3 separate regions of the Homo sapiens genome follow, and regions 2 and 3 are each linked to region 1. A link is an interaction called in ENCODE POLR2A ChIA-PET data of the cell type or tissue named here. Cell type or tissue: MCF 10A. All regions are shown on one strand. Each heading gives the region's core, and the rest is flanking DNA. Links, peaks and the distances in the headings are about the cores only.

Evidence for each region. Peaks named below come from ENCODE experiments on the same cell type or tissue, not always from the same donor. Only the 100,000 strongest peaks of a DNase experiment are listed, where the experiment ranks them.
Region 2: POLR2A ChIA-PET joins it to region 1 with 6 read pairs; 3 of 35 experiments call an interaction of 5 or more read pairs at or near these places.
Region 3: POLR2A ChIA-PET joins it to region 1 with 6 read pairs; 6 of 35 experiments call an interaction of 5 or more read pairs at or near these places.

Annotation. Positions count from the first base shown.
Region 1 is chr2:179,265,987-179,270,985 of GRCh38, reverse strand. No RefSeq gene overlaps it. Among named protein-coding and RNA genes, the nearest start is that of SESTD1, 3.7 kb to the right of the region's middle. RefSeq lists enhancers at 1,915-2,418, 2,419-2,920. In MCF 10A, for the core only: no CTCF peak of the experiment used is centred there; a DNase peak (open chromatin) is centred at 2,475.
Region 2 is chr2:179,356,768-179,361,766 of GRCh38, reverse strand. No RefSeq gene overlaps it. Among named protein-coding and RNA genes, the nearest start is that of SESTD1, 94 kb to the right of the region's middle. In MCF 10A, for the core only: no CTCF peak of the experiment used is centred there; no DNase peak of the experiment used is centred there.
Region 3 is chr2:179,326,560-179,331,558 of GRCh38, reverse strand. No RefSeq gene overlaps it. Among named protein-coding and RNA genes, the nearest start is that of SESTD1, 64 kb to the right of the region's middle. In MCF 10A, for the core only: no CTCF peak of the experiment used is centred there; no DNase peak of the experiment used is centred there.

The sequences.
Region 1 (4,999 bases), core at 1,157-3,656:
GGGAGAAGAGGATGAAATAGATGGGTGTCTTCCAGTTTTAAGATCCTAATTTTACAACTAGAAAAGAAAATCAGTTTTGTTAAAAAAAAGTTTTGCTGATTTTACAAAAAAGATCAAACACTGCTCTTTATTTTTCCCTTTGGACAGTTTACCAAAAACATTTCTTGAAAGTGTGATCGGGGGGAAGAAAGCCACCTGACCCAAGTGAATGCAAACTCTCTTGGTCTTAGAAAAGGTTCTATTGCCTAAAGCAAGGGTTCCCAACCCCTGGGCTGTGGACAGGTACTGGTCCGTGGCTTGTTAGGAACCGGGTGCACAGCAGGAGGTGAGTGGCTGGCCAGCAAGCATTACCCCCTGAGCTCTGCCTCTGGTCAGATCAGTGGTGGCATCAGATTCTCAGAGGAGCACGAACCCTATTGTGAACTGCACATGCGAGCGATCTAGGTTGCACACTCCAACGGGAATCTAGTGCCTGATGATATGAGGTGGAACAGTTTCATCTCACAACCATCCCCCATCCCCTCATCCCATGGAAAAAAATTGTCTTCCATGAATCTGGTCCCTGGAGCCAATAAGGTTGGGGACGGCTGACCTAAAGGATTCAGAATACACTGGCCTAGATAATGAACTAACAGGAGACTAAAACTAAACAAAAATACTTAAAAATATCATTTGTATAATTTCAGAATCATGAAAGTTTTTTTTTTTTTTTAGGAAACATAAGATCTTTTTAACGGCCTCAGTGAAAGAGAGAAATTTTGAGCTGGGAATTAAAATGTCAAACCAGTCAAAACTGATAAATTGGACACTCAGATTAATTAAATGTACATTATTAAAATAAATGTTATATACCTTTATATAATATGTCAACAATTTTCAAAAATTTATTTTGAAGTGTTAAAGAGATAGCCCCAAATTTCAGTTTTGCCCCTAAAGATATGAGTTATGGGATGCTACAGTTTTGGCATCACCATCTCAAGGCTTTGTGACTTTGGTATGTTAGGTGATTGCGGTTGCAAGATATAGAACTCAACCATGTTACTTTGGGGATTAGGGTGTTGGTTTCTTTTCATTTAGTTTATAAAGAATACCTATGAAATCTCAGCCATGAAATCAAGTGTTCCATGAACAACAGAAAAGTTGAACAATCAAAGACCCTGATATAGTTTGGCTCTGTGTCCCCACCCAAATCTCATCTGGAATTGTAATCCCCACATGTTGAGGGAGTGAAGTGATTGGATTATGGGCGTGGTTTCCCCCATGCTGTTCTTGTGATAGTGAGTGAATGCTCATGAGATTTGATGGTTTTATAAATGGTAGGTTTTCCTGCACTCACACACGCTCACTCTTCTCTTGCCTGACACCATGTAAGACGTGGCTGCTTCCCCTTCCCCTGCGATTATAAGTTTCCTGAGACCACCACAGCCATGTGGAACTGTGAGTCAATTAAACCTCCTTTGTTTATAAATTACCCAGTCTCAGGTATTATCTATATAGCAGTGTGAGAATGGACTAATATAGACCCTAAGAGGAGAGGAATGCAAATTAAATTGTGCATTCTGGAAGACAGAATTTAACGGGTGTTCAGAACCCAAGGCATCAGTGAGAGTTTGCAGTCTTTTTTTAAGAGCAGGGATTCTCATCCTGGTGGAATGTCCTAATCATCTCAGGAGTGTTTGAAAATACAGACTTTTGAGGTCCCATCTACAAAGTTTCTGGTCTAGTTGACCGGGGGAAAAGCTCCCAGCTAGATTGTCAATGTCCTGCTCTGTGTATAGTTTGATGTTGTGGCTCCTTATCCTGGTGCCTGCTGCGTGATGACCCGGCCACTATCTGGCTCCCTCAGCTTCTCCCCTACCTTTTTTTCACAGCCTCACTACCTTGGATCCTTCAAGCCTTATCTGTGACTTCACCTTCTTAGCAAGGCCTTCTCTGATAGTAAAAATTGCACCCCAAACCCCAGCACTCTCTAGTCCCCTTCCCTGCATTATTTTTATCCAGCACTTATCACCTAATACACGATTTAATTTACTTATTTTGTGTTTATTGCCTGTCCCACCCACCAGAATGCAAGATTCATGAGGCAGAATTTTTGTGTATTTTGTCCCAACTCTATCCCCAGCACCTAAATCACAGGAGATGCTTAATCAATACTTGTTGAATGAATATATGAATGGATATTTTCTGCTCAGTCATTGTTTGGTAGACATTAGCTTCTGCTTACTGGTGATCTGCCAGGGCCCTTCCTGCCCATGAACACCCTCTGTGAGTCCTTCTGGATTTCAGCTTCCTCAATTGATTGCCTGATTGGATCAGGGTTTTTTTTTTTTTGGACTGATTTTTTTCCCCCCAGGTCATTTTTTGAATGAGTATGACTTGCCTGTGTCTAGGTCAGTGCCCACCCAGGGGCAATCAACAGTGATTCAGGGATTACACAGACAACACAAAAGAGTATATTGCCTGGGGCCACCCTTCAGCAAGGGCTGGAGGAGGGGCAGTTTCTCCAAGCCAACTTTGGTGCAGGATGACTGTGTAGCAAATTACCTAACCGAGCTGAGTTTCAGGAAATTGGCAGTAACAATACCAGTTTGAGACAGACTGAGAATTCTTCAGTGGTTCAAGCAAACAATGTATGGAACACACTCATAGAAGGCATTTTCACTATTAATTTATGATATAAATAAAACAAGATGAGTATGGGAAGTTATCTAATTTTAGATGACATTCAAATGTGGCTTAAAAAAAAAAAGCTTGCTGGTATGGTAGCTCACTCCCGTAGTTCCAGCTACTCGGGAGGCTAAGGTGGGAGAATCGCTTGAGGCCTCGTGTTTGAGACCAGCCTTGTCAATACAGGAAGACCTCATCTCTTAAAAATAAATAAATTAGGCCAGGTGCGGTTGTTCATGCCTGTAATCCTAGCACTTTGAGAGGCTGAGGTGGGTGGATCACAAGGTCAAGAGTTCGATACCAGCCTGGCCAACATGGTGAAACCCCGTCTCTACTAAAAATACAAAAATTAGCTGGGCAAGGTGGCACATGCTTGTAGTCCCAACTAGTAGGGAGGCTGAGGCAGGAGGATGGTTTGAACCTGGGAGGTGGATGTTGCAGTGGGCCAAGATCGTGCTGCTGCACTCCAGTCTGGGCGACACGGTGAGACTCCCTCTAAAATAATTAATAATAATAATAATAATAATTAATAAATCTAAAAGAAGTAGTAGAGGAGAAATTAAGAATTTAGAAACTTGTTGCTTGAGGTGGCTTTGGATTCTTTTTCTCCACCCTTTAATGTTTTTAAAATGTTACTCTCACTTCACATTGATTTCTAGTTGGCAGGGGCTTCTGTACATAACTTCCAAAGTGATATTTAAGAGGAATAAATGCAAAGATCTGCACAGTTTCCAAAAACAAATTGCAAAATACAGGTTGGAGAAGATATGGTTTTATAGCTGTATATATGTTAAAGACTTAAAAAAGATTTGGGGGTAATTTTTGCTTGTTTTTAGTTGGCAATAACATGATATTTATGAACGGTATGGGGTGGTAGAAAAATAATGTGATATCAAACTGAATTTTGAAATATCTTCATTAGGATGCAGAAAATTGTACTCCTCTACTCCTTCCTTTATACTTGGAATATTGTATTCAGTTCTAGGTGCCACATTTTAAGAGACACTGGAGAATGTTTAGATAAATGCGTATGGAGACGAATGAGATGTGAATAAAAAGTGGGTGGAGAAGGCACACATTGTGACTGCTGACTTCAAATGTTTACAAGGCTGCATATGGGGGGGAACCATGCTGTTCTGTATTAAACAATGTTAGTACTAGGTTCAGACTCACTGGACACATTCATACGCATTGCATTCATATTTACAATAATGATTTAAGGTGCTATTATTATCATTTTCTCCTTTTAGAATGGAGCAAACTCATACTTGGAGCAGTTTTGTGCTTTTCTAAGGTCACACAATTAGGAAGTTATAAGCCCAGGATTTGACCAACTTCTTTGGAGTCTAAGTCCAGTGGTGTTTCTACCAATACTGTAGCTACTTACCAAATGTATACAGAGACAGATTTTAGTTGAACATAGAAACTAGCAGGACTGTTTAAAAATGAAAACTGTTGTGAGGTCATGAATGGTTTCCTATCACTTGGAGTTCAAACATATGCTGGATAGCTACATTGCAAGGATCTAGCATATATATATTTACTTTTATAATAAAATATTAAAAACAAATGCTAATCATAGAGCCAAAGAAACTCCAGAAGTAAAGCCTCATGACTATAAGTGATTGAGCTAAGTTCATTCAGTAGTTATTGGAAAACGTAGCATCCAAATTTCATTCTCTGAATTTATAGTTTAATGTTTTTTCCATTATAGCAGTTACCTCTTATCTAACACCTAGGTAATACAATGTGGAACCAGAAGTATGTAAAGAGGAAGGGCAGGGATATTTTGTGAATTATTATAATGGATTGCTTGGCATGCTCTTGTTTTACTAGGATAAGCAAAGAATGTGAATGGTAGTTGGAGAGAGTTTAAAATGATAAGCAGAGAATGCCACATAGTAGAGAAGGGAAAAACAGAATACCACGGAAGGCTAAAAAAGGCTGGGACTGTGGACTTCCCTGTATTTTCTTTTCGTTGAGTAGATGCTCAACATCTATTTGTTGGGATGGAAAATTATTTCAACGCTTCAGCAAACAGTTAAAGAGAACCTTTTTTGTGCTGAGCACTGTGCTATGTTCTGGGGAGCAAAAAAAATGAACTAGACAAAATCCCTGTCCTTTTAAGGAACACACAGTCTAGGAAGAAAAGGCCACCAAGCAAAGCAACAGGAAAAAAGCAAGTATTAAAGATTATCATAGGGAATACTGTAGATAGACGATTTTATGAAAGCAGAGAGAAAAAGAGTATTTAATTCATTGTAAATGTGTGGGGTAAGGATACAGATGTGGTGAAAGGAGATGATGTCAGGGAAGATTCCAAGGAGGAAGG
Region 2 (4,999 bases), core at 1,629-4,128, 90 kb before region 1:
ATAACAAAATGCAACAGAATTGGTATTCTGGGACTTGCAGACTTTAAGTCATAAGAAGCCTTGCAGATTTTGTTCAAGTTTCTTGAAATGTTTGGTCTGGGTAGAGTATAAAAAGTCTGACTACCAAAACTGCCATGCTGTAAGGAAGCACAAGCTGGCCATATGGAAAAAGATAGATGTCCAACAGCCCCACACTTCCAGCCATCTCAACCCATGCACCAGTCACATAAGCTAAAGAGCCATATTGGACATTCCTGTATCAGCAGATGCCACATGAAAAACAACAACAAAAAAGAAAAGAAAAGAAACTCAACCCATAGGGAGAACAAAGGCCCCATACATATGGCTCAGTGTTGAGCTGTCCTAAGTATCTCAAGCCACCTCTGCTATGCCTTATCCAAATTCCTGACTCACAAAATCATGTATATAATAAAATTGTTGTTCTATGCCCTAAATTTTGAGGTGGTTTGTTAAGAAGCAATAGATAAGAGCAAAAATAGGTATAATTGAAATACATGTTGAGAGAGTGGTTAAAAAATCAGACTGGGACAAATATTAAACAGAAATTGTAAATTCACATTGTAAGCTGATTAGAAGTTTAACAAGCAATTAAAACTTAAAAATAAATGTTTCACAGAGTTAACAGGATAAGATTTTAAAATGATGTTTGAAATCTCTTTCAGATACTGACTGATTGACCCAAAATTGGAAAAGGTATCATTCTGGGGTAGTATATCTCAACTAAGAGCAATTTTGTCCTCCAAGGTGCATTTGGCAATGACCAGAGACATGTTTGGTTACCACATTTGGGGCAGGGGGAGCTGCTGGTATGTACTGGAAGTTGCTAAATGTCTTATAATGCAGAAAGCAGCCTCCCATAACAAAGAATTATCCAGCCTAAATTGTCAGTAGTGCCAAGGTTGGGAAACCCTATCTTAGAGTAACTGAGGCAACTATATTAAAGGGATTTGGCAAAGTCATAACTTCTTCCATTTGGAGAGAACTTTCGTTATTCAAACTTTCTTCTCCGTAATACAATGTTAAATCTTTATGTGGATCGCAACATGTGGGTTTCAGTCTAAAATATAAAGAAACATTTCTTGAGGTATTTATTTGTTATTTTATTAGCAGTAGGCAATTCACTGGCACTGTGGATTTCACAAGTTTCCTGACTTCTGTGAGCTGTTATGTAACGTGGAGATTGACATGTCAACGATTATAGTACTATGGGATAACAGCAGTACTGGAGACTGGAAAATAGGACAAAGAATACTAAAGTAGGCAGGGGATTTTCAGGAAAGACTTCAAAAGGGAGAGGCACTGAATTGAAACTATATGAATATGTTTCAGACTGGAAGCTGGAGAAAAATAGGCTTGACTTGTATGTAAGCCCAATTAGTTTTATAAAATAAATTGTGCTCTCCTTTAATAGTATATGAAGCAATTAGGAGTTGAATCAGATGTGGAATCATTGGAGGCTTCTGAAAATTTGATTGGAAAAAGTACAATGGCTGGTAATTTAAATCTCCAAAGGAAATGTCAGGAAAACTAAACAAGTTTTCAGAATGTAACTTCTTCATGGTCCAAAGATTAAAAATATAAAACACACGAAACACAACAACAAATTTGGCCATGGCTGAGAATAAAAGATTTAAAGCCGATAACAGCTTTTTAAGGATACATGGCCAGCATTAAATGTACGGATAAAGAATAAAGAGGCTTTATCACCAGCATACGATGAGAAAACATAAGTTAAACTTTGGAAAATAAGTTTTGCCTTTGTTGTTTTCTAAAATCTTTTTCAGATTGAAACAATCATTTTTTGAAATTCCAGGAGGTCCTTATGATAAACAACTGAAAGTCTCTTATGCTATCACATGCATTCAATTTTCCTACATTTTCCCTGTAAAGACACACAAAAAATCCCGTGGGCTTCAGAATATCTTAAGTACCTTAGTCACACAATGTTCAATTTGAACTGCTATCACTTATAAGCTTTTATGATTCAAAAATCATATAGTATGACATTTTTAAATAGCCCAAAGACTATCATAGAATTTCTACAATCATTTGCCACAGTTGTGTATTCTAACACTCAAGAAAATACACCTGATTTCAAAAGACATGTTTCCCTTGGCAAAACTGCTGTTTCGAAATGGAGCAAATCTCCTTACTTCACAGAATACTCCGAAAGCACAGAACATCACTAAAGCAATGTATGTTAACAGAATGTTGTCAACTAACAGAAGACCAACACCAGATTCCACTGCACTAGGCCGGCCTGGTTATGCTCAACTAGGTAGAGGCCAGGCTCTCTCCCTGGACATTGGGCAACTCTGGTTTCTAAAAATCAGTTCTTATGTAATTATTTCCAAGTAGGTAAGTGGGACTTATGCTAGCATAACTAGTGAATGAATGCCCAAATATAAAGTGTATGATGTGATGATTCCTATGCAAAAAGCAAAAACCAGGTTATCCCCAGGGAGGTCATTTAGATTGTTTTCATCCATACATAGCACTTTTCTCAAAATGTAGTTCTTAGACCACTTGCATCAACATAATCTGGGGTGTTTACTAAAGAGGCAGTTTCCTGTGTACCCTCAGACCTACTGGAAAAGAATTTTTAGTTTGATTTTTTTAGGCATGCTATAATTTATGAACTGTGTCTTTATGTTAAAAGTCCAGCAAAATTTTGCATAAGAAAATTACTTATTTTGTGTGGAATTCACTCCAGTATATAAAATCATACTGAAAATATAGCTTTTAATTTCTTTAATGGTTTTGAGTGTTCCTGGCCTACGTCTACATGACAGGATATCAACATTTGGGGGTGGGGGAAATCAATTATTGATTCCTTGCTTAAGAAATAAGATATTTCATCACAACATTTGTCAAAGTCAGTGTCACAAAGTAGTAAGTGTTGAAACTGTTTCCTCTGTTCCCACTTTAGAAGGATTTGATGGGGTTGTTTCTCCAGATAAAGGAGCCTGACTTAACAGAGCAAATTTCTCTGCAGAAATAATAATAATAAGTTTTAAAGTATGAATATGGCTTAGCCCAGGGAAGGAGAGTTGATTTAACTTGAGAGCCAAGAAACCCTGAGGTAACAATTAGCATTCAAAAGAATAAAGTGTATTGTACTGAAAGGGCATTTTTCTTTTATATTACATGTCATGTAAACACCCCAATCTTAAAACCATATATTCTTATAGGTCTTTAGTCTGCCCCACAACCCCTAGCAAGGTGTTACTAATACTTTGGGAGGGAGGTTTGGGCAGTGGAAGAGGTTGACACGCTCATGACTGAATGAATGAAGTGCACTTTCCCTCCACTCAATGTTCTAGGGTGCCAACAGCTCATTCTTTCTGAAGTGCATTCCCAGAGGAGCTTATCTGTTGATTAGCCAGAGACCTTAGACTCCATGAAAATGTATAAGTTGGTATAGATTCCTCTTACTGCCATTTTGGGGTCATGAGCAAGATGACAGAGCAGAGGAAATTGTGATGAGAATGAGCCACAGGAGAGTAGAAACAGGACAGAGACAGAGAAGAGATCACGAAGCCTCTGAAAGACTGAAGTTGGTCTTCTGGTCCTAGTTGACATAAGACCTACTTAAATGCCATTGGGTGTCCTTATAGTTCACAAGACTTCCAAGCACCTATAATAGCCCTCCTTTCCTTTGATTTGGCTTATTTTAGTGGCACTCTGTTGTTGCATCTTGAAACATACAGTTTCTAAGATAATATGATTAATAATCATGTAAACTTCCATACAAAGCATTTACAATGGGGATCTGCCTTCTCGCTTGGTTTCATCAATAGCCTGGCCTTTCTGAAATAGCTTCTGTATCTTTTATCAGCATTTTAGGTCATATTGTGTGGATAAGAATTACACAGAGAAGAAGGTATTTGGACTCACTTCACCCTGTCTTGACTTAGGTAAACAGAGTCTTTAATCAGCTAAACTCCCTTCTAGGGATTAAAAACTAACATTTATTAAAAGTATTGCGCAGGCAAAGATGTTTATGGACATTAGCCCTTTAATCTTCACAGCTTTGTAAGATTCAGACTCAGAAAGGTTAATTAACTTGCTCAATGATCAGAGCTAGAAAATAGTAATGTTTATACCATAATCCTGGTCTCTACTTCCTAGTTCGGAACTCTTTCTACTAGGCCAGTATCTCTCAAAATATAGTACACATATCAAATATGGTACCAAAGAGTATTTTAAATAGATTATGAAAAAATGTTTAAAGTTACACATTTATTTAATATACTGGAAATGCAATTAAATCCAATTTTATAAATATATATAGTAAATAATAGTACAGATGGCATATAGATATGGTAAAAATATTGAAGATAAATGATTAAAGTTTGAAAAACCCTCACCACACCAAATTCACAACTTGACAATATGTTCAAAAATGATCCAATGGCCATATTAAGTTTAAAATTTGGATGTAGATAAGGTATTTTTAGGGAAGAATACACCTGTAGTATTTGATCTCCATATGATTTTGAAATTATTCATGTGCAGAAGACATTATTACATTTTAAAATAATCTTATTGTCATCAATATTCAATATAAAAATAATCTTATTGTCATCAATATTCAATATAAAAGTATAATAAATATTTTTCTAATTTAATACATGTACATTAAAATTGCTAAGTAACAATATAGGTAAACTCTTTTTTTGTTTTGTTTTGTGTTTTTGTTTTTGTTTTCTGAGATAGGGTCTCGCTCTGTTGCCCAGGCTAGTGTGCAGTCGTATGATGTCTGCTCACTGCAACCTCCACCCACCAGGCTCAGGAGGTTCTCCCACCTCAGCCTCCCAAGTAGCTGGGACCACAGGTGGACACCACCATGCCTGATATGGTTTGGCTCTGTGTCCCCACCCAAAATCTCATCTTGAATTGTAATTCCACATGTCAAGGGGGACCAGGTGGAGATAATTGAATCATGTTCTCATGATAGTGAATTCTCACAAGATCT
Region 3 (4,999 bases), core at 1,592-4,091, 60 kb before region 1:
CTAGGTTAAGTCTATGTCTTTGCTATTGTGATAGTGCTGTGATGCACATGCAAGCACATGTGTCTTTTTAGCAGAACGATTTGTTTTCTTTTGGATATATACCCAGTAATGGGATTGTTGCGTCAAAAGGTAGTTCGGTTTTAAGTTCTTTCAGAAATCTCCTAACTGCTTTCCACAGTGGTTGAATGAATTTACTTTCTAACAACAGTGTGTAAGCATTCCTTTTTCTCCACAGCCTCATCAGTATCTGTTTTTTTTGTTTTTTAATAATAGACATTCTGACTGGCGTGAAATGGTATCTCATTGTGGTTTTGATTTGCATTTTTCTGATGATTAGTGATGTGGAGCATTTTTTTCATGTGTTTTTTTTGGCCAATTGTATGTCTCCTTTTGAGAAATGTCTGTTCATGTCCTTTGCCCATTTTTTAAAATTTGGTTGTTTGTTTTTTGCTTGTTAAATTGCTTAAATTGTTTATAGATTCTGGATAGTAGACCTTTGTTGGATGCACAGTTTCTGAATATTTTCTCCCATTCTGTAGGTTGTCTGTTTAGTCTGTTGGTAGTTTCTTTTGCTGTGCAGAAGTTCTCTAGTTTAATTAGGTCCCATTTGTCAATTTTTGTTTTTGTTGCAGTTGAGAATTAAGTCAAGAATTACTTGCCAAGGCTGATGTCCGAAATGGTATTTACTAGGTTTTCTTCTAGGAGTTTTATAGTTGTAGGTCTTACATTTAAATCTTTAATCCATGTTGAGTTTTTTTTTTTTTTTTATGGTCATGGTGAAATGTAGGAGTCCAGTTTCATTCTTCTGTGCATGGCTAGACAGTTATCCCAGCACCATTTATTGAATAGGAAGTCCTTTCCTCATTGCTTGTTTTGTCAAAGATCAGGTGGTTGTAGGTGTGCAGCTTCATTTTAGAGGCCTCTATTCTGTTCCATTAGTCTGTGTGTCTGTTTTTGTACCAGGTTTTGTAACAGTACCATGCTGTTTTGGTTACTGTAGCCTTATAGTATAGTTTGAAGTCAGGTAATGTGATGTCTCTGGTTTTGTTCTTTTGGTTGGGATTGCTTTGGCTATTTGAGTTCTTTTTTGGTTCCATGTGGATTTTAGAATCATTTATTCTAGTTCTGTGAAAAATGGCATTGATAGTTTGATAGGAAAAGCATTGAATCTGTAGATTGCTTCAGGCAGTATGGCCATTTTAACAAGGTTGAGTCTTCCAGTTTATGAACTTGGAATGTGTTTCCACTTGTTTTTGTCATCTGCAACTTCTTTTAGCAGTGTTTTATAGTTCTCCTTGTAGAGATCATTCACTTTCTGGTTATGTGTATTCCTAGTATTTTATTTTTCTTGTGGCTATTTTAAATGGGAATTGCATTCTTGATTTGGCTCTCAGCTTGAATGTTATTGGTGTATAGAGATGCTACTAATTTTTGCACATTGACTTTGTATCCTGAAACTTTACTGAAGTTTTCTGTTGTTGCTGTTGTTTGTTTTTGTTTTTTCTTTAGAGGAGGCAGCAAGTACAGTGTGGGGAAAGCTAGAGAAACCAAGGCAGGTTCTCAGCCTTCATGTATTATTCTTAAGAGTCTGGCTTTTGGCCCAAAATTGCACTCCCCAATCAGCAAAACAAAAGCCTAGAATTAAATAATCCATCCTCCTAGAATATAGCTTATCCTGCCAGCTGTTACCCATCACACCACAAACATTACCATCTTATATTCTACTCTCCTTAAGACAAAGTGTGGTAAGTATAATTTTTGACACACATACTTCTCCAACAGAGGTAGCTTCTTCATACGTATCTGCTAATGCGTTTGATGGCAGTGAATGAAAACTGATGTCTGCAGGCAAACCTTGGTGAAGTGTGGTATGAAAATGTTGGTTTGGCCACCCCATCGCCATGTGGTAAGCAGATCGCTCTAATAACCAGGTCTAGTTAGAAACATAAATATGAAGGTCAGGGCTGGACGCGATGGCTCACGCCTGTAATCCCAGCACTTTGGGAGGCCGAGGCGGGCAGATCATGAGGTCAGGAGATCGAGACCATCCTGGCTGACATGGTGAAACCCAGTCTCTGCTAAAAATACAATAAAAATTAGCTAGGCATGGTGGCAGGTGCCTGTAGTCCCAGCTACTTGGGAGGCTGAGGCAGGAGAATGGCATGAACTCGGGAGGCGGAGGTTGCAGTGAGCCGAGATCGCGCCACTGCACTCCAGTCTGGGCGACAGTGTGAGACTCCGTCTCAAAAAACAGAGAGAAAAAAAAAAAAAGAAGGTCAGATAAAATATGCAAGCTGAAGATATAGTAGTTTCACATCCCCACTGGATATATGGATCACACCTATAGGTATTATGCAAAGATATGGAATAAATGGGGTTTCCCCAAAGAGAAAGGGTTAAACATTAGAAAAGGCCTAGGATGAAACTCCAGAGTGAAACACAGTTTAAGTAGTAGATAAGCTCAGTGAAGGAGTGTGAGAGAGGTACAAAGAAAACCAGGAGGTAATGGTGATAGAGAACTCAAGAGAAAACATAGTTCCAAGAAGGAGGAACAGCTCTGCTCATTCAACTTTTCTTTTTTTTTTTTTTTAATAAAATTTAATTTAGCTGGGCATGGTGGCTCAAGCCTGTAATCCCAACACTTTGAGAAGTCAAGCTGGGTGGATCGCTTGAAGCTAGGAGTTCTAGACCAGCCTGGGCAACAAAGCAAGACCCTGTCTCTACAAAAAATTAAAAATTGGCCAGGAATGGTGGCACACACCGTAGTTCCAGCTGGGCTGAGGTGGGAGAATCACTTCAGCCCAGAAGTTTGAAGCTGCAGTCAGCCATAATCATGCCATTGCCCTCCAGTGTGGGCAACTGAGTGAGACTTTGTCTCTAAAACAATATAAAATTTTAAAAAGTTTTACGTTATAGTAGATTCCAATTGAGATGACAGAAGAGGGAAGTGTAAGGCAGGTAAAGGAAAGTTTAGAGATAGGATGGTGGGAAGTTGAGGAACTATTTACCAGATAACTTTTGTTTCCATGGCAAGTTGAAGGTAAATTTATTCAATAAATATAAATGGGGTGGTTATAAAAGTTTGGGCATCTGCTGAGCAAAAATGGAAAACAGAGGCAACTAAGAAAAAGCAAAAATATTTAGGAGGGCTTGAAAACCCAGGTGAGGCTGGAAGATACACATTGTAATGATATAGTTTATATCACTACACAAGTTCCTCCAGCAGCCCGTGAGCAACTGGAGGCAGGGGAAGATTAGAATGAATTCGTTCTTATCCGTCACACAATGACTACAAAAGATGCATCGGAAACCAATGACAGCAAAAATCATACCTGATATCTGATTCAAAAATATCAAAGTAGTGTGGAATATATTTTAAAACTTGAACTGAGATTCTGGTGATCTGAGTTACATCTCTGGCTCTGCCCCTAACTAGCTATGTAACTAGATTAAGTGACCAGTTTACCTGTTTTCACTTTTCTGACACTCAGCTCATTTATTTCTAAGGTAGGAAAGCCCGAGTGAGAAACAGCTTTCCTAGTGATGGTGGTGGAGGATCGTTTCCAGTATTCTCTTTAGATATGTTGAGTTCAATATGCTTATGGACATCCAAGGGAAGATAGCAGGTATTGAGTGAACACTACAAATCTGAAACTTGAGGCATAGAGATACATATTTGGAAGTCATCTTCACATAAATACATTTTAAAGCCATGGAGCAAATGAGATCAAGAGACAGAGAGTAGTGTAGCTAGGGAAGAGAAGACTGAATTCTATCACACTCAATATTTAGAGAAGAGGCATAGGAGGAGGAACCAGAGGCAGGAACTGTAGAGTTATCAGTGAGGTAGGCATAAATCAGGAAAGTTGGGCTAAAGAGGACAAAAAGAGAAAAGAGAAGGTTATTGAGTGTGTCAGTCCTGTTGAGAGAAGAGGAGGACAAAGAAGTAATCACTGAATTTGGCGACATGGGGAGCACCGGTAACTTAAAAAGCCATTTTAGTGGAGAAAAAGTCAAAAACCCAATGGCAATGAGATTATGGAGCTACAAAGTGAGGCATGTCTTTTCAATGTATGTGCTGTGAATCTGAAGCAAAGAAGTGAGGTTGAGGCAGGAAGGGAATATGTAGTCAAAAGAGTTTTATTTTGTTAAGGTGCATGCTCTACAAACTCAACTCAAGCATGCTCCAGCCAAGTTGTTATGAATTGTTATTAATGTTTCTGTCCAGCTCCCAGTCCTCAGGAAAAAATGTTCTTATTTTCTATGTTATTTCCTTTCTTTTTGCTTATCATGGTTTCTTGGTCATTTCAGCCATAGAGCCTGTAGTTGTTTAGTTCATATCAGTTCTGGTACATGATGAATAAACCAACTTCTTCCCATTTTTTAACTCTTGAAGTATATTGTATTATATTCTAGAAAGGATTTTAGAGATTAAAATCCTTACTTTACAGAGATTAAAATCATCTTATTTTATAGGTGAGAAAACCAATGAATCGAAAGGATAAGAAAATGCTTCAGTGATGGATCCAGAAATATAATCTAGGAATCGATATATTTGCTATCTGACAAAACACGTTTCTCTCCCTCAGATTTACCTCAATATGTCTGAGCACTTTCCTCATCCCAGAGATAGCTCTCTGCACATCTGAATCCAATAAAGCATCTTACCCTTAACCATTGAGAACCAAAAGTTAGGCCATTTCATACCACACCCAAAGCAATTTCTGTGAACATTCAATACACTTTTACTAATACATTTAAGAAATCCTTTGAAATTTTGAATTGGGCAGTGAGAGGTCTTTCATTACAAATGGTAGAAAATGCTTTGTTCTTATGGACTAGGTACTTTGCCCATTAGATCATGAGATCATAGAGGGCAAGAGTTTTTGAATTTTCAGAACATAAAACAACACCTTGCTTATAGTAGATGTCAAAAAAAATCCTTACCTATTGATGGAAAGAATGAACAGAATAGTAGCTGCTTGGTCTACTTCTTAGA